Linked DNA regions of Mus musculus: all the other regions are linked to region 2. Evidence: chromatin loops called from intact Hi-C (ENCODE). Cell type or tissue: left cerebral cortex. All regions are shown on one strand. Links, peaks and the distances in the headings refer to the core of each region. The heading gives the core; the rest is flanking DNA.

Region 1 (6,214 bases), core at 526-5,525, 140 kb before region 2:
CCTCAAACATTAGGTCTTTACTTCCCCATCCTCCTGGGGGTCTGGCCACTCAAGGTCAAGGTGTAGACAGGGCTACTTGTCCCAAGGTTTGTCTCCTTGGAGAATCTTGAAAAGACCTTTGTTGCAGTAAATGTTATTTGGGAGTTTCTACCCTACCTTAGATCATTTGGCTTCTGAATAAAAGACAGATACCAACCCTCTTTGCTAGTTTGTCTACTTTCTTGTCAGTCACCCTGAGATATCATTTGCCATGTTCCACCTGGGCCACTCCCATTCCTCCAACGGGCCGACCCTCATGGCTGTGCACTCACAATCCACCACCCCCATGGCACCTTTCTCCTTTGGAGATTACTTTTAATGTGGCTCGACCTCCCCATACAGTCACATGACTCCCCTCCTAGTGTGTCTGTGTCCTGGTCCTCTCATCTTATAAGGATCCAGTCACCTTAATGACTTCAATCAACCTACCTCTTTAGTGACCCAAACCAACAACCCCTTTAAAGCCCCTATCTCTAAAGCAGCCTCATTCTGAGAGACTAGAAGTTATAGCTTCTAGCCAGACCTTTGGTGACGGTGTGTCACAGCTCTGTCAATTACATGCTATGACAGGACGTTCAGGAAGAGGTCTCTTCCAGGGCAGCTGAGGCCTTGGCTTTGGGATCCTGGTAAAGGTACCTCGGTCATTTCTGTCATAATATCCTAATAGCCTAAGAAACATGAACTAAAGATATTAAAAATTATAGCCATGAGTGACGTCAGGCAGCACAGAGGGCCTTGGTGGGACAGGAAGAGGAAACAGAGAGACGGCTACTTCCTTCCAGAAATGCCTGTAGACTAAGGATTGAGAGGGGCTCCAGCAGGGTTGTGGTCCCACAGCCTTACCTCTAATTCCAAGTTGTGTGCACATTGTGGCGACTTCCTGAGCTGAGTCGCTATGATTTTGAGGCTTTTTGTTTGTTTGTTTGTTTTTTGTTTGTTTGCTTTTCTATTTCACTGCAAGAAAAGTAGTTTAAAAGGATTTTGTCAATCCATAGACTTCTGGAGAATGTGGTAACACTTGGCCTCTATAATTTACCCTTCCCCAGGTCTGCTTCAGGGTAAAGCACAATGTCTCCCTCAAAGTCCACTGCCTGTGTATTAGGTACAGGGAAGTAACAGCAGCGAAACTTACCACCAATTATTGTGAACTTACTTATGTTGCCAGGCACTGTAATCAACCCATCTTATATCTTATATTACAATCTGTGTGGTCTGTGTCATTTCATGGGTAAGGATGCCTCCATTTAATATTTAACTGAAGCCATTAAGGTAGTGGCTAGGAGATGAGGCCTTAAGGAGTACACAGGTCTTAAGGGTGAGGCCCCAAAGGGTTCTACAGACCTTTTTTTCATATGCAAAGATACAGTGAGAAGCCAGCAGTGCTGGTCATCTCTGCTGCTCTTCTCCACTCTCCAGAAGCAAGAGAAAGAAGTCTCTGTTGTTAGAAGCTGCCACAAGATGCCTGGCTCAAATCCTCTCCTAGACGGAACCTTGCCCAAGGAAAGTGCGGCTAATGAGGCAGAGCAGGGATTCAAAAACCCAGTTCCCAAAGTACCCTGAGGACACCTGCTTATAGCTTGCTGACACTCGCACCCAGCACTGCAGGCAGAGTTGCCACAGCACTGCTCGGCATCTTCACTGGGTGGCTACATTCCTGAGAGTTAACTTCTGGAATTCAGCACTGCCTCCTCATGGTCTCCATTGGCCAGACTACCTATCTTAGACCCAAATAACACTGCCTTAAAGGAGAGGTATTTTATTCTTTCTCTTCTTAAGATAACATTGAAACAGTAAGTCAGAAGACAGATTCTACCAAAGTCCTTACTTTCAGATGTAGTACAGAACATCCATTATCCTTATACACAACAACGAAACCATCCGAGATTCTGGTTTCAGGGCCAGGCAGGAAGACCGACCATGTAAGCGAGGAACATGGAGTTTATGAGCTCATCCCAGGACAGAATCCAGGAAAGAGTTTGAAGGATGGTCTGCGGGGCTCTCTAATCTACCCCACGTAGACTCATCTGTGACCTGACCTAGATGCACACACCAGCTTCTTCCTGTCTAGCAAATCTGTGCTGGAGTTTCTGTCACCTTTGTTCATCAAGCAGGTTCTTATATAATTTTGTGTTTCATTTTGTGCTCTTGTTGTTCCCTGAGTTGCCCTGTAAACATTCCTATTGGAAAATTCCAATCTGTCTCAGATGAAGTAAGAGGAAAAGCCATGTGTCCACACCCAAGCCAGCCCAGCCAAGGAGAGCAGAGGGCCCTTCCAGAACTGGCTTTGTCAACGCGGCCACTGTGTGGCTCTAGCTGGAACTCATTGGGAGCCTGGGGAGGCTTTGAGGGGGTTGGACATTTGGTCTCAGAGGCTCTGGAGACTTTCATACATGGTGGCAATTGTTGTTCTATAGAACCCAGACCTTCTCTCTAAACCTCCAACATTTTTGTTCTTGTTGCTGCGTGTTTGAAATCACAATACTTACTCAGCTTCATATCTGTCTCTGACTCCTTACGACTCAGGACTTCAAAGCATAAGCAAGACTGCTCATTTCAGCATCTCCAGTGCCAAGGTAGAGAGAAACATACAATCAAAAATGAATGTGTTATTTTGTAAATAAATAGTGTGACATTGGGCTCTTAAATTTTTGTTGTTGTTTAAGCTCCAAAAGAATGTTGAGAATTATTCTTTCACAATGTGTTGCTTGGATCCAAGTAAGTGAGAAGGGATGTTGGGGGGGTGGTGCCCTACTGCCACTGAGAAATAGCCTCTCCACCAGGTGGCGCTCACCTCTTGGTTCCTGCCATTAAAAAAAAAAAAAAAAAAAAAAAAGCTGTCACTTCAAAATCACTCCAGAACAACTAGGGTGTTGACTTCCTTGAAACCCAATTTGTAAGTTCTGAGCCTGTCTTAGAGATGTGACTACTTTGTTTCCCTGGGGACAGGGACCTGGTGAGGCTAGACACCTTTGACGCTGGAGTCTGGTGAGCCTGTAGAGGGGATGTGACACACATCTTCCTAAGTGGGTCCTGGCATACGTGCTTAGGACAGTGACAAGTGTGACTGGTTTGAGTAGCTTGATCTGTTGCATATTTTGGCCTTGGCAGTAGGACTGATCAGCTTTTGTGTTCCTGCAGTGGCCCATTGACACCCTGACCTGGTCTCTGTAAACATGAGTTTTGTACTGAAGAGAGGAAATTTACAGAGGAAAGATTTTTGGTCTATGGAATTTGTGAAAAAAAAAAAAGTTAAAAAACAAAACAAACAAGAAAACTCCAGACAAGTGTCCCACATGAGCCATGAGGAGAATCCTTGAATAATCTTTTCTGTTTTTTTCCCTTCCCTTTGATTGCTTACGGGCTGGTGCACTTTCTCTTAGACTGGTGCTGTTATCAGAAATCAGTCTCCTTCAATACGATCTCCCAATGTGCCTCCACACTCGATTACAGCACACGAGGAAAACCCCAAGGATGTTAATTTGGACCATTGACAGATCTCTGGAATCTTTGGGTCACCTCAGTTCTCACCAGCTTTGAGACATCATGCAGTGGGCAGTCTCCCCACTTCCTCCTTTCATACCACAAGGCCAGGTCCTCAGAGGCTGGACACGGCTCGTTTTCTTGAGGGAGCACTTTCATTTCCTATGATGCCTACAGAGGAGACGATCCCAAAGTTCAAAATAAGCAGTTTTAAGTGGTTTGTAATATTTTCAAGTGTTGCCACTAAATGACATGAACCTGTTATGTGTCTGCAGCGCTGGACAGTAAGTGTGTACTTCCACCCAAGTTAGTCCTGCTGACAGCCCTCTTGTGCCTGTTCTGGAGAGAAAAAATGAAGATTTGAGAAGGCAGTGATTTATTACAAAGTCACGAGGCCAGTATGTCTCAGACTGGTATTAAAGCCTCTGTGACAGTCACTCTGTGTCCGTTGCTAGTTCTGGGTGCCAGGCCCTGCCCTGGATATTAGGAACACAGCAGGAAACAGCATCTACCAAAGCTTCACCCTCATGATGCTTACAGTCCAGTGGGAAGTGGGAATAGGCACGTGTGGTGTGAAATGGTGTGCCAAGAGGTTGTGAGATCTCAGGGTAAAGAAAGTAGGTAGGCGGCCACCCAGGGGCTCGAGAGGCTTGCCTGACTGGTGCTGCAGCTTCTGCTTATGAGGTGGAAGTCATTATTTCATACAGTGATGCTTGCTCCCCTCTCTAAGGTTTTACCTGCCTTGGTATAAGTTATGTAAAATCCACAGTACACAGAAAACAGTGAAGGAAAATCCCAGAGAGAACAAAATTCCACAGAAATTTTTTAGTGGCAATCTATTTATTAAGATTGTTCTGCCATTAGATGTTATTGGTAACCCTTGATCTTTGTCTGGCTTATAAACTAAGCTTGATTGCAGCCGTGTACAACAGGAGACAAAATAGCATGTGCAGGACTTAAAACTGCCTGATGTTTCAAGAGCAATTAGGGCCATTTCTGCGTGGATGAAGAATGGTAAATATATTACTATAGCTACCATGGTCCCCCATCACACTAACCTGAGTAGGGAAACATGTCTGGTCTACTGTGCTTAATAATATCAACATACAGAAGAAGGATCTTCAGTACTTGAGCATGTGGTGAGTTCTTTAGAGTTAACCAACCCAGGAGAATCCTTCTGCAACGTCCCAGTGGTTAATTCCCTTTCACAGAAGGGCTGCACTTCCTCATAGTGTTGCTCTATAGATGCGGTATAGCTTTAAACAGACGCTAGGGCTGCATTTGAATGGAGGTATGAACATGGGGATTGATTCATGCATACTTATGGAGGAAGAGCTTGAAGCAGAGGAGAAAGCCATGCAAAGGCCTGCTAGGGGTCAGGCCTGATATACCCCTGGGAAATACTGCTGTCTGCGCTGACCTCTCTCTCCAGTCTTCAGGCACGTGGCTTATGACAGCCTGCTCTGCAGGTGCTAGATCAAATCAGAGCCTGGACTCTTGTGCTACGCTCGCATACTAAATATGTTAACCCACACAACCATCTAATAATGTTTAATACTTTTTAAGGGAGGCCTTTGATTATTCTTTTGTTTTATTAGCAAAATAAAATTATTCCATAATAAACATTTAGAGTAGCTTTTATAAATATAATCATTTGATTTTTTTAAACTGTCTGATTAACAAATAAATCTTCCCAAAGACTTCCTGAAATGTGATTTAAAAGTCTTGAGGTATGATACATTTTCCTAAAATGTCAATGTAAGGTCCCTGTCCTAAATATCCAAATATTTAACTATTCAATCGTACTTTTTTTTTTTTTTAAGATTTATTTATTTATTTATTTATTATATGTAAGTACACTGTAGCTGTCTTCAGACGCACCAGAAGAGGGCATCAGATCTCATTACGGGTGGTTGTGAGCCACCATGTGGTTGCTGGGATTTGAACTTCGGACCTTCGGAAGAGCAGTCGGGTACTCTTACCCACTGAGCCATCTCACCAGCCCTCAATCGTACTTTTTAAATTGCATGTTTGATCTGACAAGCTAGCATCCCTTTCCAGCATCCTTCCCCACCAAGTCCACTTAAACATAGCAAACACAAGAAAAAGATTAAATATCCATAAGTTATTGTCTAACCCTGACACAAACATAGACACAGATAGAAACACACACACACACACACACACACACACACGCACACACGCACACACCTACACATACCTTATTTATTTTTCTTTTTACACTTAGTTCAGCATCTTTTGAGATTGCAAGTTTCTTAGTTTCTTTTCCCATTGCTGTGATTAAGTACTTTGGCAAAAGCAACCGAAGCCCGAAATTCAAGGGAAACACAAGGAGGTTGGAGCTTGAAGAGGCTGGTGTCATTTCAGCCACAAGCAGAGTGTAATGGGTTGGAGAGATGGCTCAGAGGTTAGGAGCACTGACTACTCTTCTAGAGGTCCTGAGTTCAATTCCCAGCAACCATGTGGTGGCTCACAACCATCTGTAATGGGATCTGATGCCCTCCTGGTTTGTCTGAAGACAGCTACAGTGTACTCATAGAAATAAAATAAATAAATAGATCTTAAACGTGTAAAAGCACTGCATAGGTATGATTACTCTAAAAGAGAAGAGTCCAGGTGTAACAAGGAATGATGAGACCAAAGAAAGAGCAAAACTCAGCAGGACAAAGATCAA
Region 2 (6,214 bases), core at 433-5,432:
CTCCTCCCCACCCACCGACATACACACTTTCTGCTCCCTGATCTATGATGTTCTCTGAGCCTTAGATAGGGGGTGGGGGTGGGGAATTAATGCCAATGACTCATCAACAGCTGAACACTCACAGCTACTTATATTTGACACTTAGACCAGTTATAAGTCTACAACATCAACCGTTACTCCCTGCAAAAAGAGACTTCTCTAACTAACGTTGAGAGCAATGTGGGAATCCACAGGTATGACAATTTGACTACACGACCCCCTTTAGTGATATAATTATCACCTTTCCCAGGGTCTGTCTTCTCCCCAGTAATGGGCTTTTGACCAGGTTTCTATACCAGTCATGAAATCCCAACAGTAGTGCAGGCCTCACATGCTCTACTACCCAGGAAACCACTATTGTACTGATGGGCACATCTTGGCAGGTAGGTCATACTTCAGCAGTCAGAGCTGGAATTAATTCATGTTTGCAGCCATATGGTTGAGCTCTGTGCTTACATGCCAGGAGTTTACCCACTCCCCTCTGTATGAGCATCTATGCACTGGCAAACAGTAACCACACGTCTCTTAGCATGCACACGTACTAGTACTTTCTAGAATTGGGAAACACACTCCCTGGAGGAATTATTGGGCCATAAGTTATACATATTTTTAGTTTTATCCAAGTCCTGCTAGCTGCCTACCAAGGGCTTGTTTCAATGGAAACATCATTATCAATATCTAAAAGTCCACACTTCCCTTAGAAGCAAACACTTTTGCTCCTGTCAAGTTCATCCAATTTTCAAAGTTTAGGTCTCAAATGTTTCGGGGAATGCACATATTCCAGAAATTATTCTACTTATTCATCAAGTGGGAAAATTTAAGATATGAAAAAAAGATGATTCAAAGACCATTTCAGAGTGGCACATGCCTCCAAACTCAGCACTCCAGAGACTAAGGCAGAAGGATCAGTGGTTTGAGTCAGCCTGGGCTACAAAGTGAGATCTTATATCACAGAGAATAGGGACTTGGTGTTTATTCTTGTTCTGAGGTGTGTGTGTGTGTGTGTGTGTGTGTGTGTGTGTGTTAACCTGGAAAGCACTGTGGTATCCCAGGTTGGCCTCCAGCTTTAAAAGGTCTTCCTGTCCCTGCCTGGGCTACTTGAATTACATACGTGAGGCACTCCAGACCCCTATCATCTTTTTTTTTTAAAGTAGTAAAATGAAGTTTCTAGGCTGTATAGAAAAGTGATTAATGAATGATCTAAGCGGCATAAAAGATAGCGTGTTCTAACCAGTGACTTCCCAACAGTGACTGCTTTTACTCTGCCATCTCGTTTTACTTCCAGATCTCTTGAAGCAACTTCTATTAATAAGAAAACACTTTCTTCAGCGCCCAGGAATGACAGACTCAAAGTGGTGGCTAGCCTCACAGAGCTAGGCCACTCGAGCAGCAGCGAACTGAACTGGAGACTTGGTTGTTCCCACCCAGCAAACTCTACCCTAAAGATGGGGTGCTTAAAAAAGTGTATTTCTGGGGGGTCCTGGGGATGATGCTGTGATAGGAGACAGCTTCAGAAGGGACATGGCTCCAGGCAGTAGTGGGGATTGGCATAGGCGTGCCTGAGCAGAACTTTTTGGTAAATAGGAGGACTGATTTCTGCAGTGACACGAGCGATCTAAGTACCCGCCCCCTGCCGGGGATGACCGGTCAACGGAAATCAGGGTCAGTGAGGTCCAGAGAAGGAATACCTGTTGCCTAACGTCTTTGTTCACTGACTATTTAGAAGCGTATAAAAAGCATAGTCTTTCTCCCAGGTTGTAGGTAGAAGAATGTCTGGAACCAAGCTACAATTCTTAATGCTAGACACTGTTTTTCAATTGGGAGCCATGCGGTACATTCCTTCTCTGTGGGTCGTTCTGCCAAGGGGGACTTCCTAAGCTCCTCCTGAGTTGCTCTCTCCGGGGAGACCCCGGTCTCCTACAATTCTGTCCCATATTCTTTTGGCGGACAACCCTCCTGGGGATCCTCTTCTAAGAACCACACGGTCTTGCCTTCTGGTCTGTCTGTCCCGCCTCGTCCCGGGCCTCCGTCAAGCTAAGGCACGACCGGAATGCGCGGGAGGACCCGGGGCGGAGTCGCCGGTAACCGATGGGACACGGGGCGGGTCAGCCCGAGTCCCGGCCCAGACCAGGCGAGTCAAGGGCGGCGCGGGGACCAGCACCAGTCCCTCTGCCCGGATTCCCGCTTGGTCTGAGCCCGCGTCCCCGCCCCATGCGGCGCCGCCCCGGGACTCTGGACTCCAGCGACGTGTCGATCCCACCCCCGTGTGGGCCTGGCAGAGTGCTCAACTCGGGGCTGGAGAATCCCGAGGATCCAGAGTGGGAACGAGGAGAAAGTCGCCTTGCGCGCGGGGAGAGCGCAGGACCAGCCTCGCCTAGCAGTTGGCAGACCAGGGAGGAGGCGATTTGCGTGCAGCTCTGGGCCGGGACCGCCCGCGGCGGGTCAGCGGGAGGCAGGAGGGAGGCGCCGCAGCCGGGACTCGACGTCGCCGCCCGCGATGGGAAGTGCCTTATAAAGCCGCAGCCCGTTCAGTCCCACAGACTCCTGGCGGCGCCGCCCTGAGCGCGCGGGCCACACGTAGCCGCCCCAGAGTGAGCGCAGAGCTGCGGCGTATTCGCGGGGCACCAACTTCTCCCCCACGGGGACTCTTAACCGCCGTTGCGGGAATCGAGCGCGTCCCACGGAGAACCCCTGATCGCCCCTGCCAGGACTCACTCTGCCCAGGCGGACCCCAGGCGGGGGCCGAGGGCGCCCCCGGCGGCAGGGGCATGCGCCGCCCGCGGCATGGCCTCGGCGGTGTTTGAGGGCACGTCGCTCGTGAACATGTTCGTGCGCGGTTGCTGGGTGAACGGGATCCGCAGGCTCATCGTCAGCAGGCGCGGCGATGAGGAGGAGTTCTTCGAAATCCGCACCGAGTGGTCGGACCGCAGCGTGCTCTACCTGCACCGCAGCTTCGCCGACCTGGGCCGCCTGTGCAAGCGCCTCCGCGATGCCTTCCCCGAGGACCGGTCTGAGCTGGCGCGCACGCCGCTGCGGCAAGGTGCGGGGCTGCGGGACTGGGGGCACCGGGGGATGCGGGGAGATGCGGTTTTCGGGAGGGGCTTTGTGGGGGAGGAACTTAGTGAGGAGCTCATCCAAGTGCGATGAAGTCCGCGGGAAGAGTTACTTAAAACTCTACTATTCGGCACCTGACGGAGGACATCCTAGACCCCGGCTTTCCTGAATGGTCGTTCAGAAAGGGCTGGGAACCGGCACGGAGTCTGGGGCGCACACTCTTGGAGGATAAATGAGATGGCTGGGGAAAGGGACAAGGTCAGCAGGACTCTCGCCTGACTGTCCCAAAGAACGAGCCTCTAGTGAAGAAGCGGAGGCGACATCCAGAGCTGACAGCTACTGGGTCCCAGCTGCTGTGGAGAACCAGTAGAGGCTGGAATGGGTTTGCTGGAAAGGGTAGAGACCGTTATAGAGTATCGAAACTGGGGTGATCGCAGCAGGTATGATCGCTGCTCAGGTCCTGCCCAGTAGAGGCCCCATCTGTATTCTGCCCCGGGGACAGCTGAGCCTGAAAGCGAGGTGCCACGCAGCAATCTTTTCCACCTCTCCTAGGAGGAGGCCGCCCCGCCTGGATCTGTCCGGCCAACCCAGGGTCCCCACCCCTGAGCCGGGTCCGCATTCGGATTTGATTAGCCATGGCCGCCTCCTCTCAGGCCGTGTGACGGTCCTGGTTGGCTGTGACTGTTGTTTTTCTCAAACAGCAGTGGCTTCCCCTTTGCTTCCTAAGGACAGCAAAAGGACTGGAAGAGTGGAGGAAACTGGAGAGAGACCTTGATAGAGACGGGGGAGGGGGGAAGAATAAAATGTGAGGCAAAGAGCCGGGTAAGCGGTAGGGCAGGAGGGATCAATATAGCTTCTGAGCAGACTTCCCCCCAGTACGTGGCCTCCCGGGGCTCTGAGACCCTTGGACCCAAGTCCTCAAAGCAGTCATCCTGTGACAGCTTGGGGCAAAGTTACTCAAGGTTAGCCAGTACGCATTTCCTTGGCCGCCTGTCTGGCTAAGGTCTTGAGATAACCTCCGTTTCCCTCTGGTGATAGGTTCCACCAATGTGTGGCTTATGTGGATAATTAGCTCCATTCTCATGACACATCCCCTGGCAGACACATCATTTGGACAGGTTCCCAAAAGCAAGTGAGTGTGGAGGCCCGGAGTGACAAGCCTGGTTTAGATCTCCATCCCAGCCGCTCCCAGTGGCTGAGCAACGTTGTCAAGATTAGGCCTGTTTTTATTGCTTTAAATTCGCTCTTTGTTGTAGTTTTAATTTAACAAATGAATGTCTGAGTCAGGAAAGCATCAGGAAGGGTCGCTGGTTTACTCAGTGGCTTCTTCTGGAATAAGGCTGTCCATAAACAAGTTGAACTTTCTGGCTCTCCCTCTGAGCAGTTCCCAGAGCTCTGCTGTGACCACAGACTAGAATCATCTATGAGAATACCTGTTGCCTGTGGGGTTTTGTGAGGGGTGAACCGCCAGGCTGTATCTGGTGACAATAAGCGTCTGTAAAGGACACTTGTTTACTACTGGTGCCTTCTGGCCAGGGGCGCTGGTTGCAGAGAGTGCGGGAAGGGATGTGACTTCAGGGTGGAGTCACAGGCGAAAAGGCCTTCCCTGAAGCAGAAGGGAGGAAACCATCTTACCCTTGTTCACCTGGCCTCGTTTGCATGTATGCAACCATCTGGAGTCACAGGCCCTGCAGTGTAGCTGCACATTCTCCAGAGTAAAGGAAGTATTTAGAAGTGATGAGAAGTGGGTGACTATCATGGAGGAAACCAAGGGCTATGAGAGCTGCCTTCAAGTATCTGAAGGGTAGGGAGAAGTGGGTTAGATGTACTGATGGAGCTGGCAGGGCGGCTGGGTTGAGATGCAGTGGCTGACAACCTACTAAGTGACCATTAGAACTGCCCATCACTGGTGCCCGGTCCTAGCTGATGCAAACCTCTTATGAGGGTCCACCTAGTACTCCCTAGATGAAATGAGGGTGGACTCTGGGCACAATAGAGAGGTGACCCTGAATCACGATCCATTCTGTTTCTCCTTTCTCTGCTTGATTCTTCCCTAGGGCCACCCTCAATTTCTTCCACAAAACCACGAAGGTCCTTTTACTTCCATTGATCCTTTCAAGTCTAGGGAAAGTCGTGTGCCAAGTAAAAATACCCCATAGTAACACAAAAGAAGATTCTACCTCTTGTCCATGCAAATTTGTTATTTGCTTTAAAAAATCGTATTTTCAAACTATCAACAGGGAAGCACTCCAGCTGTGTGGAGTGCTGGCAATTTAATTTCTGTCAGGCAGATTCCCACGTCTGTATTTATTGAAATCTCTGGGCCAAGCTTGATTTATGTTACCTGGTTTTCATTAGAAAAGCTTCCCCGGGAAGAGGCTGGTAGTAGTTCCTGATACCCAGACTAGTGGGGAGGCCACGACTCTACTTTGCATTTCTGAATCTTCACGAAGTTGAAGAGGTGCTGAGCCCTCCGTCTTGGCTCCTGCAGTACTGCCATGAGAGAATTAGGTTTTCTTTTCTTCTGTGGTGTTATGCTTGGTGGATGATCATTGCCTCTTTATGTGTCCTGGTGACACACAGGCAGGGACCCCTGTATGGGGTTTAGGCACGGTGCTGTTTGGATGAGATAAAGTAGTGCTGATTTCAGTCTTGCTTCTCTCCTGTAGTTTTTTTTTTTTTTTTTTTTTTCCCATGGAACTAGGTCTCTCCAGACACTTAACTAGCAGCAGGTTGGTAGCTTATGACCCAGGGCTGATAGAGCCGCTTCTTGCTGTCCTTCAGCCCTGGGATGGGAAGATGGCTGTTTCTTGTGGACATTGTGTTTGGGTTGCCAGGGTGTCCCCTCGCCCCCTCTTACTTTTCTGTTCTCTTTCACATGGGGTTGTGTCTTGTGTTTAAGTCCCCTGTGCTTTGTGATACCCACTGCTTCGGATTGTGAGCAAGACCTCTCGATTTGTTTACATCTCACACATAGGGGAAGGCCTGCGCTTAAAAGCAGAAACATGCAAATGTTTCCTGTTGACCATTTGAGACTCTTGGAGTATTTTGATCCTCTCTGTAGTAAGCACCCATGGCAGAGCTGTGACGTCTGAGCTGGCCTGGTTATCTCTGCTGCTAC
Region 3 (6,214 bases), core at 645-5,644, 74 kb before region 2:
AATGGGACATCTGTATAGATCAGTGAACGGATATAACACATTCATATAGCATAGATGAGCCTGGGGGACATGAAGGTGAGTGAAATAAGCCAGGTACAGAGCTACAGTCACTTCATGCTCTCACTCATACATGTATACCAAAAACGTGATCACAGGAAAGCAGAGTCTTAGAGGGGCTGGAAGGAGCTGTGGAGAGAGGGTGGATAACGTACATACTGCAGAAATTTAGCTCTGTAGGAAAAACAATGTCCAGTGTCCTGTAGCACACAAGGTGACCAAGTGGACATGACTTAATGGAATGTCTTAAAGTCACCAGTAAAGAGCACTTCAATTTTCCCCAGCACATGGAACTGATAGGTATATAAGGCAAGGAATCATTACACACTGTCTATAGTTGAGTGTGTACAACCTTTGGCTTGAGGATAGTTATATGGTCTGCATAAAATTATATACTTATTTGAAAGGGTTTTTTTTTTTTTGCAGTTGTTTCCTTTGTAACTTGACAAGTGTCACCTTTGTAAAAGACAACTTTGTATCCTAGTGTCAAAAGGTTGGACATGTCTGCACATATATTGAAGTACTACATCATGCCTCATAAATATGTGTCAATTAAACATAACTTTTCCATTCATGAAACTCTATCTCATGTAGGCCAGGCTGGCCTTGAACTTATCATTTCATCAACAAGGACCTCGAACTCTTGTTCTTCTGCTTCCACTTTCCAAGTCCTGAGATTACAGTTGTACACTACCACACCTGGCTGAAAGAAAAAATTGTTTTACAAAGTGAGCAAGATTGAAAACAAAGGGGCATGAAGTACAAACACAAATGATCTTGTCTTAAAGGAGATTTTGCTTGACACGTGTCAGACGCTGTCAGGAGCTACCCTTGTGTGCACACAGCACTCTCGCAACTGCAGTAGGCTTTACCAACAATGCACAGCCAAACAAGTTATAAGCAGAGGGACGGTGAGTGCCATGAATATTTGCCTTGATGACAAATAAAAACAAAAGACTTACTTGTAACCTGCAGCTTCTCAGTTAAAAACGAGCATAGCTGGGCATGTGGATGTAGTTGGTAGAGCACATATCTGGCCTTGGGTTCAATCTCCAGCATCACACAAAGCTGGGTGCAGTAGCAAACACTTAGACAATTGGCACCCAAAGTCGTGCTCAGTTATACAGTGCGGTTGAGCTCTTCCTGGACTACAGAGATCCTGTCTCAACAAACAGATGAAGCTTGCTTCCCTGAGAGGATATGGTGTAGCTTCCAGAGAAGCAGATGACATGGGCAGACAACACTTGAAGCTTACAGGGTTCATTGATCACTTGAAGAGGGACCTGGAGTTCTCCATGAAAATGAGCAATTATCTGACTTGGATAGGCTTCTGGGCGGAGGAGCACGTCCATATTTAGACATACAGATGCTGAAAAATATCAGAATTCAATGATCAGAACATTTAATATGTAACTATTATCTACAGGAGAGACAGAGAGACAGAGACAGAGAGAGAACAGTTAGATATAGACAACCCAGGCCTGACCGATTTTCTTTTTTAAAACAAGCAAACAAAAAACTAGCTAATATTCCTAAGTCAAGGCAAGCCCAGGTCCCAAGGAGACATGTAGTTGCAACTGTCATACCTGTGGAATTATGGGAGATCTGTTCTGACAGCAGATGCAGCTGTGGATCCAAGCCCCAGAAATACCTAAGGGTGGTATCCCATGGTGATGCATGTGCTTAGACTGCATATGTTTTGAGTTGTAGATTTTCATATCACACCAGCGTGCCTCTAAGAGCCATGAATGCCAAATTCAAACACAATCTTATATCATTACACTAAACCACCCATGTTATTTCTGAAACATGAACACACCTTTTAGCAATGTATTTGTTTGCTTATGATATTGTACTCTTTACTTGAATATAAAATGCCCCCCCCCACCCCGCTGTGCTTTCATTAGCTGGTATCTGGCTGGTGGAGCTTTTGGGGAGGGGATAAAAACTCTAAGAGGTCCCAGTCGGAGGAAATGTGTCACTGGGAAAAACTTCTGAAGGCTATTCCTGATCCCTGGTCCCTTTATAAATTATGTGTATATATGTATGTGTGCCTGTGTGTGGTTATGTACATGTAAGTGCCGCTGGGAGCCAGAAGGGGGCATCAGAGCCCCTGGGGCTCACAGTTGTGAGCCACTGAGATGAGACTGAAAATTGAGCTAGGGTCTTCTGCAAGAGAAAAATATGTTTTTAACTGCTGAGCCACCTCTACAACCCCCTCTTCATCTTTCCTTTCTACAAGACATTGATACTTTATTTTGAAAATTATTTTAAATTATGTATATGGGTGTTTTACCTGAATGTGTGTGTGTATGTGTGTGTGGTCCCCACAGAGGCTATAAAAGGGCATCTGATCCCCTGGAGCGTGAACTACAGAGGGTTGTGAGCCCCTTGGTATGTACTGAGAATCCAGACCCAGTCCCTCTGTAAGAGCTGCCCGTGCTCTTGGCCACTGAACCATCTCTCTAGCCTTAAGCCGCTGAATATTTTAGTTTCAAATCTCTGTATCCAGACTCTTGGTTAAAGTACCTATTAATGATTTTGCCTGAAGACAGGGGCTTCAAACTGCAGCGGGACAGACACAGGAAAACCTAACCCTGATCATGGTGTGCTGTCTACTTCATAATAATCTTAAAACACTCATCTGGGTTTATATCCAAGAAAACCTTTCCCTAGAGCGCATAGTCTATGTGTGCTAAGAGTCAGAAGTCACAAAGCCTGCCTCGGGCACAGTGAGTGTCCAGCATGTCACATGAACTTACTAGGGTCTGATCTGGGAGCTAAACGTGCAGCTGAATCAAACCAGATGGCGTGAGTTCGTTCTTTCAGGACCATGCAACGCGGTCCAATCTGCAGGAAGAGAGCAGAGTGGGACTTATTTTGATTACACTTGGCTCCCACATTTTCGACTCCAGACATTTTCGGAACAGGGTAATGAGCCCCGGAGTCCAGCGATACTGCTGATATGATTCACGGCTCCTCAGGAGGAAAGGAGCAGGAAGCAGAGGAGCTGGCTGCTGTGTGGTGAGGTCATCCCTTTGGCATGCTGCGCTAGTCCTGGAGAAAGACAAGGAGAGACAGAAGCTATTTGGCTTCTTGGCTGGCTCTCAAATCTTAGCTCTGAGGGCCAGGAAAGGGTGAAGAGTCGGTATGTGGCCACTGTTGCCAAGGACGCAAGAAGAAACGAAAGAAGGAACAAAACCCTTCATTTAAAATGCCAGTGGAAAAAAAAGGCTCAAGACAAATACCAAGACACACAATGTGCTTTTATTAAAGCAGTTTTTAAAAATGAGTTTTGGAAAACAGCCTCCTAGTGGTTATAAAGGTCCTCCTGACTAGAGGACACTTGAGAATTTGGCCACATGGATACAAACACTCATGGATTGTTTGGTTTTTGCTCCTGCCCATCAGACAGGAGCTCCTGTGCCTGGGCTGACCACCTGTTCCTAGTCCTTGGCTTCTAGCTCATAGGTACTAGGGTTACAGGTGAGTGCCATCTTACCCAGACTTTCAGTCTGCTTCTTAGTGAGTGGAAAACTATGTATGCTTATCAAAGAAAGAGGATGATGGGGAAGACGAGGATAACAGGGAAGATGCTCTGTTACATGATCCAGCGGCAGATATTTTTGTTTGCTTCATTTGGTGTTTGCTTGTTTGTTTAGCCAGACTTGCTGTGCCACTCAACTGGAATCTAAACTTGGAATTTTCCTGCCTCAGTTTACAAACTGCTGGGATCACAGGCATGCACCACCACACCCAGCTTTGGTGGGGATATTTTTAGATGACAAGACGTGAGGAGGCTCACGCCTCACCCAAAGTCAGCCAACGAAGGTTGACATTAGAATGAAAGGCCAGCGTCAAGGGGGACTACGCACTAAGTACACAACTGATGTTACCAAACAGCATCAGCATTAGCAAATAAACAGGCCCAAAGCAGGGACAGTTAGAGTAATTATTAACTCTTGGATCTAGCTGAAGGGCCCATATGCAGCAGTAGCAAGTCCAACTGGCTTTTATGAAGCCTATTCTATTGGAACACAGCCTTTATGCTACAGCGGAGCTGAGAAGCCAAGACCCAGAGTCTGTAGAGGTCAAATGTTTTGCTGTGTTTTCAAAACAAAACAAAACAAAACAACACCATTGCCTGATCCCTGGTTGAAAGCAAGCAATATACCAGAGGAAGTCTCAGGGTGTTGTCCCCCCTCCCCACTGACAGAGCCTTCAGTCCACCCACAGGGCAACAACCATCTTCCTGTCCTGTCCCCCTCCTACCTCCCCCCTCCAGCTGCATATGAGCCTGATGGATGAAGGTCTAGTTGAATAGAGCAGAGGTCACTCATTGCCTCTGTTCTCAGCTTCCTGACAGGTCTCACAGCTGGGCTGTGTTTAAAGGTCCTCCAGATCTGTATGTGCCTCGGGCTAACACTTCCCTAACCAGCAGCTCTGTTACAGTGCAAGGCAAAGAGAGCTCACTACTGCATGCTTTCTCAACCACAGACCGGGAGCTCTATGAATGTGATTTTAATTACCACAGGTAATGTCTTCCGGATTGCTAAGCCATTGAGCACATGAGCTTCTCCTGTTCCTGATACAGATCACTCAGAACTGCAGCCCAGCTGGGTGGGACCACACATGAGGGTTTCTGCGCAGCTTGGCCCCACTTCAGACCAATTATTCTTTTAACATTTATTCTACATTTATTAGGTGGGAAGAATCAGATTTTACTGTGAGAAACTCTGTACAAAGCTTTCTTTCCAGCTTGCTTTGAATACAGCACAGCATTTACACGTACTATGTTTGGAGTTGATTGTCATATTCAACTTTTCCAGGGCTTGAAACTGGGCTACCAGTGGAGAGCTGCACACACAAAGAAGTTAAGTAACCAGTGCTTATTCAAAGTAGATTTCAAAAATATTTTCTCTTGGCTTTCACCAACTCCAAAACATTTCCTGGAGCCCTCAGTGTCTCTGGTGTTTTCTCTTCTGCAGTTCTTCAGATACTACTTGGATCTAAATGGAATACTTGAAAATGTACAATAAAAGAAGCCACCCAGGCCCAAGACACTCATCCACACGGTATACTCAGTGGCCATGGAGTCTCTGCAGCACGATCCCTTAGATGTGAGAGAGTCAAGACTCCTCTTTCCATGCCTCTCCCTTGGGAAAGGCAACCATGTTCAGGGAGTCTTGCCTCCTTTCCCACTTAAGAATATCAACAACTCTGGTGCATATATGATGGGCTTATATTTTACCATTTATTCAGAGTCACACACACAGTGTTGAATTAACAGACACCTGGGTTATGATTAGTTCCAATAAGAGTAAGCAGAGATGTGAGCTCTTGCTTAGACAAGAGTTTGGACCTCATTATGTAGCTTAGCATCCTTACATACTTCCCCCATGTAGTTAGCATCTATACAGCCCTAGGGGATAGATGGCCTGGAAACAACCATCATCATAGCAGTGCCACCTTCACAGGGAATGCAGGACCAAAGGAGAGGGTTGTCTGTGTCTTGTTCACTCACTGTTGCACTACAGCTCCCAAGAAACTAGAGCAATAAGTAGGTGCTCAATTAACACCTGCACGTAAATGAATCCCGTGAAAGCAAACTAAAGGCTAGATTCTCTGTCACTTTATTTAATCCTGGTAAGAACCAAGAGTGAAGTACTGTTATATATGTTCAAAGGGTGAGAAAACACCAAGTTCTGATGGCAGCTGACTCACTCAAATACAGAGAAAAAAACTAAGTTCAACCAGGCCAATTTCACCCAAAGACTTGCCCTTTGGCCACAGAGCTATGTGGCTGGTGCCATTAGGGAAGCAATCCTGGCATTCTGACTACTCAGGTACAGAGAGAAACCATCAAATTATTCCCAAAATATTAATTACCATGGAGAGCAGGTTCAAGGCTGTTTATAGGGCAATGGGAGGTGTAATTTCCTTCTACAGATGAAGACTTTCCAGCAGTCTTAGCATGGCCATGACAATGAAGGGTGGCTTTGTGGGACATGCTTGACCAGTAGAGGTGGGCATGGGCTGGTACTACATAAATTTGTCCACAGGCAAGCTCTATTCCTCTTGATCTGCATAGTAAGGTGCTGGTTTTGTTTGTTTGTCTTTGTTTTTTGGCCAGTATCTCTGTGAGCAAAGAGGATGA
Region 4 (6,214 bases), core at 689-5,688, 83 kb before region 2:
AAGCTTACCACAAGACATGAATAGATAACCCACGGCCTTTTTGTGTTACACTGCCACCCTGGGGAGGGAGCTTATTATCAAACTTGGGAAAGCGATGAATTAGCTAATAAGATCAATCCCAATTAGACTTTATCCACTCACAAGGTTGCTGGCATGTTATCAGCTCAGTCCAAAGGCAAATCCACAGAACTCAGAGGGCAGGAACAGACATGAAATTCCTGGGTTAGCAATGGAGGAGGAGGAAGAGGTCACTGGACCTCACCGATAGAGCCCGCTAAGGCACTAGGGACCGCTGTTCAGACCTTCCAAGGAGCCAGCTCTGAACAACTTTGGCAGGGACTTGTGTATGTAGACTGGGCCAAGAAACCATATGTCTATGTGTCAGGAAGTCCCTGTGCAGCTTCTCCATGCCTGGTGATAGACACTTTCTTGAGCTTTCCAGGAAAGTGGGAATTTTTCCTTTCCCACCTCTATACGTCTATACTTCTCTCTCTTCCACTTCCGAATTTGATAATTCCCAGTACAGATTCCCTAGCCTGGATTTCTCCCTGACGCATATTCATTTAATTCTCTATAACAAAATAAAACTATTTTGGTAGCTTTGTACAATGATCTCTGAGCGATCTTCCTCCATGTTAGCATGCATTTTAATGCAAATGGGATTATTCTATACATTGCTGGGATAACCTCCCAGATACCGGGTTTCATCAAGGGTCTACCTGAAATTTGAAAATGGCCTCAACATACATACTCAACAAGTTGACTTTTAAAACTCTATACTAATCATTATTATACATCTCTGAGATGATCTTTGGGTTTCTGGTGCTTAATACACACCAGTCATGATTATAGGCAACCATTTTTAATGTTATGGCTGTGACTTTAATCTTAAATCTAGCGTCTTGTCATATGTTACTTAAATTCTGTCGTCACACAGGTTACCCACTACCACCCACCAATTTCTTTTTTGATGCTGGGAATGGAACCCTGGCTTCATACATGCTAGGTAAGCATTCTACCACTGAGTGACAGCACAGAACCTTACCTATAATAAACAAATCTCAATGATGTAGCAGCTTTGTTCTTTTCTTTTTGACCTACAGGAACTCTGTACTTACAGAGTACTCGCCTCAACTCTGTTGTATAAGCTTCAGCTGTTTTAGTTTGTTATGTATGTCTTTACTTATATTGGGAATTTTTACAATATAACAAGTTTATGTTATTATATTTATGTATCTAACAGTCTGTTCTTTGATGACTTGTGAGTTTTATATATAAGATAAGTGGTATTCTATTTTCAATCATTTGTTTCTTCACATATTCTATATGGGATTGGTTTCTGAACATGCTGTGAATGATCTAGTTTTTTTTTTCCTAAAAGAAGATAGTAAATCAAAACAACCATTTAGAATAATATCTTAACCTGTTCCATGGCCCATCACTATTCTTGCTACCAATGAGTAATAGAAAAATTAGCAAACAGGAATGACTTATAGGCCTATAACTTATACAGTCTATTTGCACTCTAGCAGTTGAGAACCTTTCTACAGTCAGGAAGAGCCTGCCTCAAATTGGCTTCAAAACTAAATAAATGACTAATAATGCACTTATCAGAAGCTATGTGAGGTCATGCGAACTATACAGGAGCTTGATTTAGAAGTTCAGCAATCTCCCTCCTTTCTGTTTCACCTTCAGCTTGCGTTCATGAGCCATAAGATGAGTAGAGCTGTTTCTAGAGGCTAGATGCTGTCTTCTCTGGTTCCTTAAGCTTTTGGCCCCAGATTTCCTGATTGGTTTCTCCTTGCTTTGCCCACTAATTGTGGACAGGTTGCGGTTAAAAATGGTAAATTGTCCTTTCAGGTAAGTCAATCAGGGTCTGCCCTTGAGCTGGGCAGGTGGAATCAAAATCATAGCATACATGAAAGAAAAGCATTTTGATCACTCATAATACAGGGAAGATGGAATTGGAACCTTTTGTTTTCTCTGAAGATAAGATCACAAAAGCATTACCTTATAAAGAGACAATGACATCGTAGTGTCAATAGACTGTATTTCAGTCAGTCAGCTTTCCGATACTGTAACAACATGCCTGAGATGAGAGCTTATGTGGGGAGTGAGGTTACTTTGACTCATATTTCTGAGAGCTTCACCTTATGGTCAATTGACCTCACTGTTTGGAGGCTGTAGTGAAGCAGTATGTCATAGCAGGAGTGCATAGCAGAGGAAGCTATGACAGGACAGCCAGGAAGCAGAGAGAAAGAGAAGGGCACCAGTGTCTCACAGTCCCCATTAGGTCCCACAACTTCAACATTCTACTGCAATCTAGAAGTGTCAATCTGGGACCAACACATTCCACTCCAAGTCTAGAGGACAGAAATGCTAGATACTATAGGAACTCTGGGGAGCCCTCTGAAATAAATTCCAGCACCATGGGATGAAGAAAGCATTTATCTAAGTCCTCCTTCCTAGTCTCTGTGGCTGATAGTCACTCTGGGTATCAACAGTTCTATATGTCAAGTTTACTGCCTCTGCATTGGAGTAGTCAGAGAGAGGGGGGGGAGAGGGAGAGAGAGAGGGAGAGAGAGAGAGAGGGAGGGAGAGAGGGAGAGAGAGAGAGGAAAGAGGGAGAGAGAGAGGGGGAGGGAGGGAGGGAGGGAGAGAGAGAGAGAGGGGGGGGGGAGAGAGAGAGAACAGACATCCTCAGGTACCCAGCATGAAGACACTTGGCTATAACCACCTACTGCTGCAGTGGCAGAAAAGAGGAGTTCAGAGCAATCTAGCAGAGACAAGAAGCCTTCAGTATGCTTTCAGTACTATAAGCTAACAGTATCAGACCTGAGTTAAGGAGGTGAGACTCATGTAATGGTTAATCTTGTCAACTAACAGGATTTGGAACCTTAGGATACACAGCTCTTGGCATGTTGTCTGGTGGGAGTATTTTCAGAAAGATTTAACTGAGGAAAGACAAACCATCTTGAACATGGCCTTACCATGCCCATGGGCGTGAGTCTCAGACCTAGTAGAAAGGAGAAATAGGGAAAGGCAGATGAACGCAGTCCTTATCTTGCTCGGCTTTCTGACTACAGAAACAACATGACTCCGTGCTTCTGCCAACTTGCTGTCAGGATTAAATGTGAGTCAAACAGTCAATCAAAATAAACCCTTTCCTCCTCCTTAGGTTGCTTTTGACACAGCAGTGAAAAGCAACCAATAGAGAGAACAAGCCCCAATTTCTATTTTCCTAGTGCATATGTCATAGCCCTTTAAGGCATCTTCCTCCTTCCTGCTAGTTTGTGATTCCTAAATTACAATAAAAATGTTGATATTATGTCACCGATAGGGCTCATTAGTCTCCCCTGCTTGCAGGATAATGGACAAATTCCTTTCCTCTAACATTCAACTCCCTTCACAATTGGTTTTACTCGAGTTTAAAGAGCTGTACCTCCCACATCTGCCCCAGCTGGATTCAAGCCAGTCCCCTCACCTTTTGATGTATGAGCCAAGACTCTTCCTTCTGGTGCTTTTGCGAATATTGTTTGTTCTAACTGACACAGAAAATATGCAAAACATTGGCCAACTGCTAGGGCAGGCTCTAACCAATCAGGACAGAGATTGGGCCAATCAGGTGGTGGTCATGTATAACTGCCGACTTGGACTGACTGATGGATGCAGTCCTGCTGCCAGCGTCTGATCTCCTGACAACTGAAATGCAATCCTCCCATGAAGTTTTCCTGGACTGTCGTTGCTCACTTGGGCCTTTGATTATTACAGATTAAATTTTTGTGTGTAGGTTGTTACTAAAGAGTTTACGTGATACACTAGTCTGAAAGTATTGGCACTCTCCAGACAGCATGATTTTATTGCCTTTTCATACAATAACTCATTAGTGATCTTAGCTACAGAGGAGACAGAAAGCTCTGACTCCATTTTGCATGTGGTATAGTATGGTTGATCAGAATAACTTTCAGGTTTTAGAAAAGCTTTTTAATTTCAAAATTTTATAAGGATATAAAATGATAGAACTTTATTCCTCAATAAATAAATAAATAGAAAAAAAAAGAGAAAATATTTCAGAGCTCACAACTTCAGTGTGGTGTTGTCTTAAAACTATTGAATATGGGGAAACTCTACAAAAGCCCTCTAACTGGGGCAAGAAACCTAGTAATTTCTTTCATGTGTGAGCTACTCAATTTCAAGGGATTTCAAATTTCTATGAAATGTTCTTCTTTGTTTGTTTGCTGTGTTTTTGTTTTTGTTTTTGAGACAGAGTCTTCCTATGCAGCCCAGGCTAGCCTCTAACTTCCAATCTTCCTGCCTCAGCCTCCATTAGCAGTGGATATGCTACACCATGACTCAATTCTTTAAAGTGCTCTTTAAATAGCTGTTGGATACATTCCTGGAAGCCACCCAATACCACAATGACTAACAACATTTTAATCTTGACACTCCTACTGAGGGGTCTTGCCCTCGAATCTCTTAGTCTCTGTCCCCTGAGTCTGCTTGGTGAGCTGGTTATATTCACAGGAAGGCTTACTAATTGCCATGTTCTTTCCTGGGCTATTTCTCTTTTCAGTCTGATGCCCACTGTAAAATGTCCAGCCCAGCAGCTATGTCCTGCGCTGCAATCATAATAGCCAGACATGAGCATGTTTGCCTCCATTTGATCGAGCTTCTGATGGTTGTTAGGCATCCATCTGGTAAGGGATAATTTTGGGAAAAGCCGTTGTATTTTCCTTCTGGGTGATGAGACTAAAACTAAGCTATCTAAGAGTGGGGCATTTGTGTAGTATAGGTTCTTCTCCATGTGGTATGGAGCAGTATGCCTCTTTGCTGTAGCAGCACGGGCCCCGTTCTGCTATTGGTTGATAAGACATGATACTCAGACTGAGCAAGTTGCCTTAGGGGAAAGTAAGGGAAATCCATGGGATCGATCCTGGTAGCACTGTCTTATGGGCTGATATATTTCCCTAATGAATGTGGCCCATCAAGGGAGTATATATAGGGACTGCCTTAGAATGGCTGATGGACCAGAGAATATACTGAAGTCCCTGAAAGCGCTGTGTGTACCGAACAGGATTATATGGAAGACAGGCAGAAATTTCACTGCTCCCGCGGGAGGTAATAAGACAATTGAGGCAGGCTCAGCTGTCTGCTCAGAGAGAGCTTACCCAGATTAGAAAGAATGATAGTTTGAAAATAAAATGCTGATGCCAACTTTCACCTTAGCCTCCAAATTGTCAGGTAATATGGAGGAAAGGGGGTGGGTGGGCGGTGTCAAACTGACTTAGAAAAGGTAGTGAGAAGAGATGAGGATAGGCTTGCCATTTCTTATTGCTTGGGGAAGGCACGAGGGAAAGAGGGTACAAGTTAGATCTGCACTAAACGGTTCCTGCTTTGATCCAAAAAGCTTGGACCACATATGAAGAACCAGGCAGTGAGAGGGGAGGAAGTGAGTTTGAAATGATGGTGAGGAGGCTGAGCATGAGTGAGGCAGTGTGTGATGCACAGTCCACTGAGCCAGGCAGGACTGTCTTCTCCAGAGACTTGAGATGGTAATTAATTGAGCAGGGACCTCAGGGTGGGGCTTTTGTAGTTCTGTGACACCCCTCCCCCCTCCCCCCGGCACACACACACTGCAAAAGCTTTCATTTATATTGTGGTAACCTCTGACTTTACATTTAGAAAAAGATCTGAAAAACATGTAAGCAAACCTGAAGAAGCAACATAGAAAATCAGCTCACACAGGGGGCAGGGTCTGGACAGCAATGGCATACTGAGGAGTGAGTGTTAACATCCATTCCAGTAAGTTTGTGACGACAATCTTACACCGTCCTGTGCCTGTGAGATTAATACAGGTGCTGCTGCTTTGGGTGTTCCCAAGGTATGAGTGTCCTTTCCAGATCCCTCTTTGCTCAAGTTGCTAGTTTGTATAATTTGATTTTAAAAAAGAGGCTCCCTGTAAGATTGGGACAGAAAAGTTCAAGCAGCTTTGAGTAAGCTGCCATCCTTCTCTGATAGGTTAATCTGCTCTGTGTCCAGATAACCCAGTGCTCTCTTGTGTTGGAAGCTGGTAAAAACCCAGGCAACTATAATCTGAGGGTTCTAAGAGGAAACAACCCGAGGAGATAGTCTCAAGATGCCCTGATGAAAAGGGTATTAGCACAGCAATGCTAGAGCCACATAGAGGGCAACAGGTAGACTCCATGCCTGGTTC
Region 5 (6,214 bases), core at 722-5,721, 56 kb before region 2:
GATTTCTCTGACACTTCTGTAAGATTACCTGTCATCCCCAGCTTCAGCTGCTGAGCCCATATGTCCCGAAGCTCTCTCTGGGACAGTGACAAAGGTTCTTCCCCAGCCAAACCAGCTTCTCCCGCAGCTGCTTCTGCTGAGTCATCAGAGGAAGTGAGCCAGGAAAGGAAGCACTGCATCCTGTGAGCTTAGACAAGCCATGGGGCAGGTGAAGTCAGCAAGTGGGAGGGGTCAGACATATAACAGGGGTGTGTGCACGCGAGCACCTGTGTGTATGTGTGTGTATTGGCTTGAATGAGTTTATGTGTACCATAGATGTGCAGGAGTTCAAGGAAACCAGAAGAGGGCAACAGATCCCCCAGAACTGGAGAAATAGGTTATCAACTGCCTGATGTGGCTGTTGGGAACTGAACCTCAGGTCCTGACAAAAGCAGTAAAGACTATGAACCTCTTAACTGTCTCTCTGGCCCCCAGCTTGGTGGATGCCACCATAAAACTGATTGCATTTATTCAACAGGACCAGGTATATTCCCTCCTCCCCTATTATTAAACATCTGGTTTCTGGCAATCACTAAATGATATGGGAGAATCTGGGTCTTATTTATCTCCACTCCAGACAAGTGGGCCTTGTAATAAATAACATTTCCTCTGAAAAGGGTATGAGATAGAGAATCTCTAGAGAGTTCTGGGTTCGAGTCCTGCCACAATTGGTGTGAATTTGTTTAAGTCCTGGACTCCCTAAGCTGTTTCAGCATTTGTCAGATGCTTCAACCATCCCCTTGTGCTATGGATACTGAGTGAAGCAGACCTCTTCCCATTTATCTATTGTAACTAAGATTTCTTAATAATACAGTCACATGGTAGGGATTTTTATCAGCTTACAAGTCCTTCCATCTAAGTCTAAGAAAATACAAATGTGTGTTCTTACTTGCCAGGTTCCACGCTACATGTGTTGTTCTTATTGAAGCTTAGTCTGTTGCTCTGTATTGTAATGCTAAATTTTGTACCAGAAAGCCCAGGCCAGGAATGAATTCTCACATTTATAAGCATTTGCTGTGCAAACCCTGTTTAAAACTATTGGTTAAATAAAATTGGCTACAGCCAGTTACTGGAGGGATTACTTAGACGTAGGTGGGTTTTAAATTACCTGTTGCGAGTGAAGAAGCAACAGGAGAGAGGAGAGACCAGGAGGAGAAGGAAGAAGGCGACGAGAGGAGAAATTGGCATGGGGTAAGTGAGTCATGAAAACACGGCCCCGAGGGCTGGCCAATTGGAGTTAAGAACACCCTAGATGGAACATAGTGTGTTGTTGATGAGGAAGTAGATTCTGATAGCCTAGAGGGTAGATACCTACCCAGCTGTACTGCTGATTAAGGCTTATTATGAATAGAAGAGTTGTGTGTCTTTTATCTGGAAACTGAATGATCTAAGACTGGGTAGAAACCCTGAGTTGAGATTAAATCATTAGTACAACAGTTCCTACTTTCTCTTCCTGGATTGATGGTGTCTACAGTCATCCTATGGTATCCACAGAAACACAGGTCTACAATCCCCCAGCTACAACTCCACAGATGCTCAAGTTCCCTATGTAGAATGGTATAAGATCTACATCTAACCTATGTATAGCCTTTCATATACACTAATCATGTCTAAATCCTTTATAATGCCATGGAGAGTTTACTATATTTCCCATCTGTCATTAGCTAAATCCACAGATTTAGAAATTGTCCACACCAAGAATAGACTATATTTCTCTCTGCCATGACCACAGAGGCAAGGTCAGCTAGATAGCTTAGTCCCTTCTTAGTCCTCTATAGCTATATCCTCTTGGGTGCCTCTGGAGGCCCTGGGAGTTCAGATCTGGAGAAATCATCTGATGTCCACTATGGGTCCACAAGTGTCCCTAGAACCTGAGGACATGTTCAACACAAGCACCCTCACGAGGCACATGTGTGTATACATGTACTGAAACACACTGTAGTTCAGCACCACACTGCCCAGCCCTCCCTCGCCTGTCCCAGGAGCTGTACTTCCTTCAGAGCTGGCCCTTGCATAGCCAGCCTTGAAGTGAGTCAGTTGTTTGTTCATGACATTCTTCCTCTAGAGCTATGTTTTGACTCTGTAGCCACAATACGCAAATAATTCATTCCCCAAACACTTCTAAAAAGTGTTCTTCTGTGGCCCTGTTCTGGGTCTTTGCTTATTGGAAAACACTTCTAACTCGGCATCTTAGCTTAAAAGTTCCCAAAGACAGTCTGAGCCTTCCTTGTCATAAATACCAGGTCCCAAGAGCAGAAAGCAATGGCCCATTCTCATAATTTCATTGTAGAAAGTGGTCATGCTCTTTCATTTGCTTGTTCTATGTCAGGGTCTTGAGACGTGGCCCAGGATGGCCTGGTATTTGCCATCCTCCTGCCTCAGGCTCCCAAGTTTGGAATTATAGGTGGATTACTCTTCTTTACCAGGCTACAGAGCATGCTTTCTAACACAGGAAGATGACATCACTATGACCCGACCTGCAGTAGCTGTGAATTTACTCATTCGTGTGCAGTGACCTCACCACGTCTGTCATTCTGACTGGGGACTCCAAGGCCCCACTTGTGAAGGCATTTTCAGTCAGTTCTCTTGCATCCACACCCTTTTGGCATCCTGCCATCAGCTTGGCTTTTGGAACATTCATTTCCTATTACTAATAACTCCCTAGGAAGTGCTGCTGGCTCTGATTTATTGTTATATAAAAATTGAGTAATTCTTATTTCACCATTTGGCACACTGCAGGGATCTTCTTTATAGAGCTTTCTTCCACTAAGAGAGATGTGCCTTCCAAAAGCTCTGTCTAGGAAGAAAGAAATCCAAGAACTTTCTTATGGGATTGCGTCTGGTTGTTGAGGCGGGAGAGAGAGGAAGGATGTGAGGGAGGAAGTGATGGCTGGGTGAGGGATGTGAAGGATAGAAGAACGTTTCTTCCTGACTAAAGTTTCATGGAGTCCCAATCACCATCATTAAAGTATAAAGACAGATGTCTGGGGTTGGTTTTTGTTCTTTAGTAAGAAGTAATTGTTAGCAATTAGCAAAGATATTTTTTCTTCCTGTAAAATGATATAAATGGAAGTTAAAATTTCAGAAAAAAAAAAACCAACAAAATGCAAAGTGAATCCAGTCTGTCTGTTTACTATAGTCTTTTTCTACTTAATCATTAGCTGTGTCAAGTAGGGCTCTAGTTGAAATCTGTCTGTTTCCTCAACCAATAATGATGGTGCTGAGACAGGTATCTTATGAGTCTATTAGAATATTTTTATAGGATATTAATCTGCTTATGTTGTTGTAAATACTTGAGATTAGACAACACATAAAATAAGTCTATTGTGTTAATGGCTTTGGAGGTTCAAGAGCATGGTATTGGCATTTGCTTACCTGTGGTGACAGTCCCCGTGGCCATGATGTATAACAGGTCATTTGAAAGAAGGAAAGATCACATGGTAAGAATGGAACCCAGAAACCAAGGAACGGCCAATTTGTTGTTTCATAAAACCCATTCTCAAGAGAACTAACTGGGGTCTCATTAGAACTGTGTTAATCCTCTCTACAAGCAGAGCTCTCGGTGACCTAATTACCTTGCTCTAAGCAACTCTTCACCTCTTTAGGGTCCTATCACATTCCAGAATCACAATATTGAGGACATATGAATCTTTGGGCAAAATTCCCATCCAAATCATAGCATGTGAATTTATGTATATAAAGTACTTACAACAGCAATGGGTGTATAATCAGTGTTATATTTACCTTTGTTATCATCTGTTGTAAAACTGTAATATATTCCAGTCACTGTCCTGAATCCCTGATGAAGGGATAGATTCCTAGGGCTGGCAAAGTCAAGGGATGAAACTCTTAGTCAGGCATGTCTCAAGGCAACTGAAAAGGAATGGAGATTGAAGAGCTATTCCTGCCTAAGTCACTTTGCCACCTTAGCTAAGGTGGAGACTGCTGAACCCCTAGGGAAGTTCAGTCTCTAAGTCAGATACTGTAGAGCAAGAGGTTCCACAAAGGAAAGGAGAGCTTGTGTTTACTACAGGTGGCATAGAGCACTATGGAGCAAGTGGGCCACCTAGAAGAGCCATGAGGGACAAGGTTATTGTCCAGAGATTTACCATCAGTACTTTACAGAACTACAAGGTTAAAGGCCTTGCTCAACATGGTCTTTATCTCTGTTGGATTTCACTCTGTTGCTCTCAGATTGATCCAGCACCAGCTGAGAACAATGTGAAAGGCCTCCCTCTGAGACATTCATATCTTCATCAGGGCCCCCTCCTTCTCCATCTAACCTGGAGATAAAGAGCAGGCAACTGAATTAAGGAGAGGTAGAAAGAGGAAGCAATCTTCCCCAGGAGACAGCATTTCAGGAAGGGCCCATAACTGGCCAAGAGTTGGCAGAGGCCTTGGCCAGGAATATGAACTTCAGCTTTAACACTCAGTTGTGGGGCCCCCAGACTATTTTGTTTGAACACCAGATTCCACCATCAAAAATTGTCTTTCTTGTTTATATAGGTATTCCCTCCCCCTCTGGACACAACCTAGATTGTACAGCCTCCTCCTCCTCTTCTTCCTTTTCCTTTTCTCCCTCCCTTTCATCTTTCACAACCTTCACCAAGGATATGTGTGTCCTGCTGAACAACACCTCCAATCCCAGATATTTAAAATTTGTATCATCTTCACTACTATCTTGAAACTTTACAAAGGTAGGTATGCATGGTATAATTGTACACACACACACACACACACACACACACACCTACTTTGTGATCTGCATAGAACAACTGCAAACAAACATCATTCCACAATATGCTAGAAGAAATGCCGTTGGGGTCATTTTAAAGTATTTTTAGTAACAGTAAAGAGTGATGAGCCCTCTGAGGTCAGGATTTAGCTCAGACTCCTTGACACACTAGTTGATTTACCAAGTCAGCATAAACAAGCACCTTTGTGTGCTGCTCTGAGTTGAGACCCTGTGGTGAAAGGGCAGATGCAAACACAGCTTCATGGGATCCATTTCTATAATTATACAACATGGACCCTTTTTAAAAAGTCTTATTCTGCAAAGTTTGTTTGCTGCCAACATTAATCAGTAAATCGGTGATTAATAGTCACAATTTAAAATACACGTCTCATTTCCTGTCACATGTAGTTCTCACCCATTCCTAGAAGCAAAGCTACCTTACCGTTGCAGGGTATTTGATCACACTGGAACTCCAGGCTTGTATTGTTCACTAGGAAAAAAAAAATACTGTTTCTAATTGTGGTGTGGCTCAGGCTTAGCACATACCTTTAATCCCAAACAATGAAGGTAAAGTTAGTTTGTAGAAGGAAGCACCCATGAGCGGCAGACAAAGTGACCAACCAGAGAAAGATTTGAAAGAATAGGCTATGCCCGACTCTCTTGAGAACAGAAAGGAAGAGGTGACTTAAGAGAGAGCAGTGACAGAGAAGAAGGAGGCATTTTTACGGAGACAGTTATACAGAGACAGGATGCAGAGAGAGGACAAGCTAGACACAGGAGAAGACAGAACAAGCCAGAGAATGAGAAGGAGCTGGAAGGTTAGGATACATTGTCCAAGGCAGTGTGAGGACAAGCAGAGCAATTGAATCAGAAGCTGAAAGAAGCCAGTTTGAATCAGTGTGGAATGGAGTTTTGAGCCACAACAGCAGAGTTAATCAACCTGAGTTCAGAAAGAACTAGGAAGGGTAGGCTTAGTCAGAGGTAAGTCTCAGAGGCTGAAAATATCCTAGGACTAGATTAGATTTATGGAGGCTATGGTTTATGCTTTCATCCCCATAAACAAGTTTGTTTGACCCAACTACACTAGATGTGTTTAATCACAGGTAGGCAGGCGGAACGTGAGTAGGAAATACGTCAGGATGTATACTTGTCTCTGATTGGGTGGGTGGGTCGGGGAGGGGGTAAGCAGACAGGAAGTCAGTCAAGATATATACATGCCTCTGATCAGACCTGATAAGAAATATGGTGATCTTGAGGGTTTTTAAGCAAGACGTGACTTGTTGCCATTTTCTGGGAACCCAGGAACGAACCTGGCCAGAATCCCTCATTCTGTCCAGTATTTAATTAAAGCTTGCTTCAAATTTGGCTCGAAATTATGGTAGTGGTATTCTCAACTGGTGTGATTAACAGCAGTATAACCCAGGTAATGTCCACTAAGGG

The links. Peaks named below come from ENCODE experiments on the same cell type or tissue, not always from the same donor. Only the 100,000 strongest peaks of a DNase experiment are listed, where the experiment ranks them.
Region 1: it touches region 2 in a loop (5-fold over the local background); 33 of 42 quality-filtered maps call a loop at or near these places.
Region 3: it touches region 2 in a loop (2.2-fold over the local background); 16 of 42 quality-filtered maps call a loop at or near these places.
Region 4: a loop joins it to region 2, with 2.2 times the contacts of the local background. A loop is called at or near these places in 16 of 42 quality-filtered maps.
Region 5: it touches region 2 in a loop (2.3-fold over the local background); 16 of 42 quality-filtered maps call a loop at or near these places.

The regions. Positions count from the first base shown.
Region 1 is chr13:34,790,666-34,796,879 of GRCm38, reverse strand. No RefSeq gene overlaps it. Among named protein-coding and RNA genes, the nearest start is that of Fam50b, 59 kb to the right of the region's middle. In left cerebral cortex, for the core only: a CTCF peak has its summit at 2,790 (motif pointing right); DNase peaks (open chromatin) are centred at 2,807 and 3,674.
Region 2 is chr13:34,649,045-34,655,258 of GRCm38, reverse strand. Pxdc1 (PX domain containing 1) reads left to right here and starts at 2,578. Exons shown (of 5, transcript NM_025831.3): 1 at 2,578-3,079. The coding sequence starts at 2,824. Gm15908 (predicted gene 15908) reads right to left here and starts at 2,336. Exons shown (of 4, transcript NR_105041.1): 1 at 2,031-2,336. In left cerebral cortex, for the core only: CTCF peaks have their summits at 1,672 and 2,803; DNase peaks (open chromatin) are centred at 2,486, 2,857, 3,542, 4,210 and 2 more places; H3K4me3 peaks cover 2,733 bases; H3K27ac peaks cover 1,127 bases.
Region 3 is chr13:34,723,213-34,729,426 of GRCm38, reverse strand. No RefSeq gene overlaps it. Among named protein-coding and RNA genes, the nearest start is that of Fam50b, 8.5 kb to the left of the region's middle. In left cerebral cortex, for the core only: CTCF peaks have their summits at 2,158 (motif pointing right) and 3,375; DNase peaks (open chromatin) are centred at 3,041 and 3,431; H3K4me3 peaks cover 626 bases.
Region 4 is chr13:34,732,179-34,738,392 of GRCm38, reverse strand. Fam50b (family with sequence similarity 50, member B) reads right to left here and starts at 3,543. Exons shown (of 2, transcript NM_001382856.1): 1 at 3,485-3,543. In left cerebral cortex, for the core only: no CTCF peak of the experiment used is centred there; no DNase peak of the experiment used is centred there.
Region 5 is chr13:34,705,582-34,711,795 of GRCm38, reverse strand. No RefSeq gene overlaps it. Among named protein-coding and RNA genes, the nearest start is that of Fam50b, 26 kb to the left of the region's middle. In left cerebral cortex, for the core only: no CTCF peak of the experiment used is centred there; a DNase peak (open chromatin) is centred at 2,724.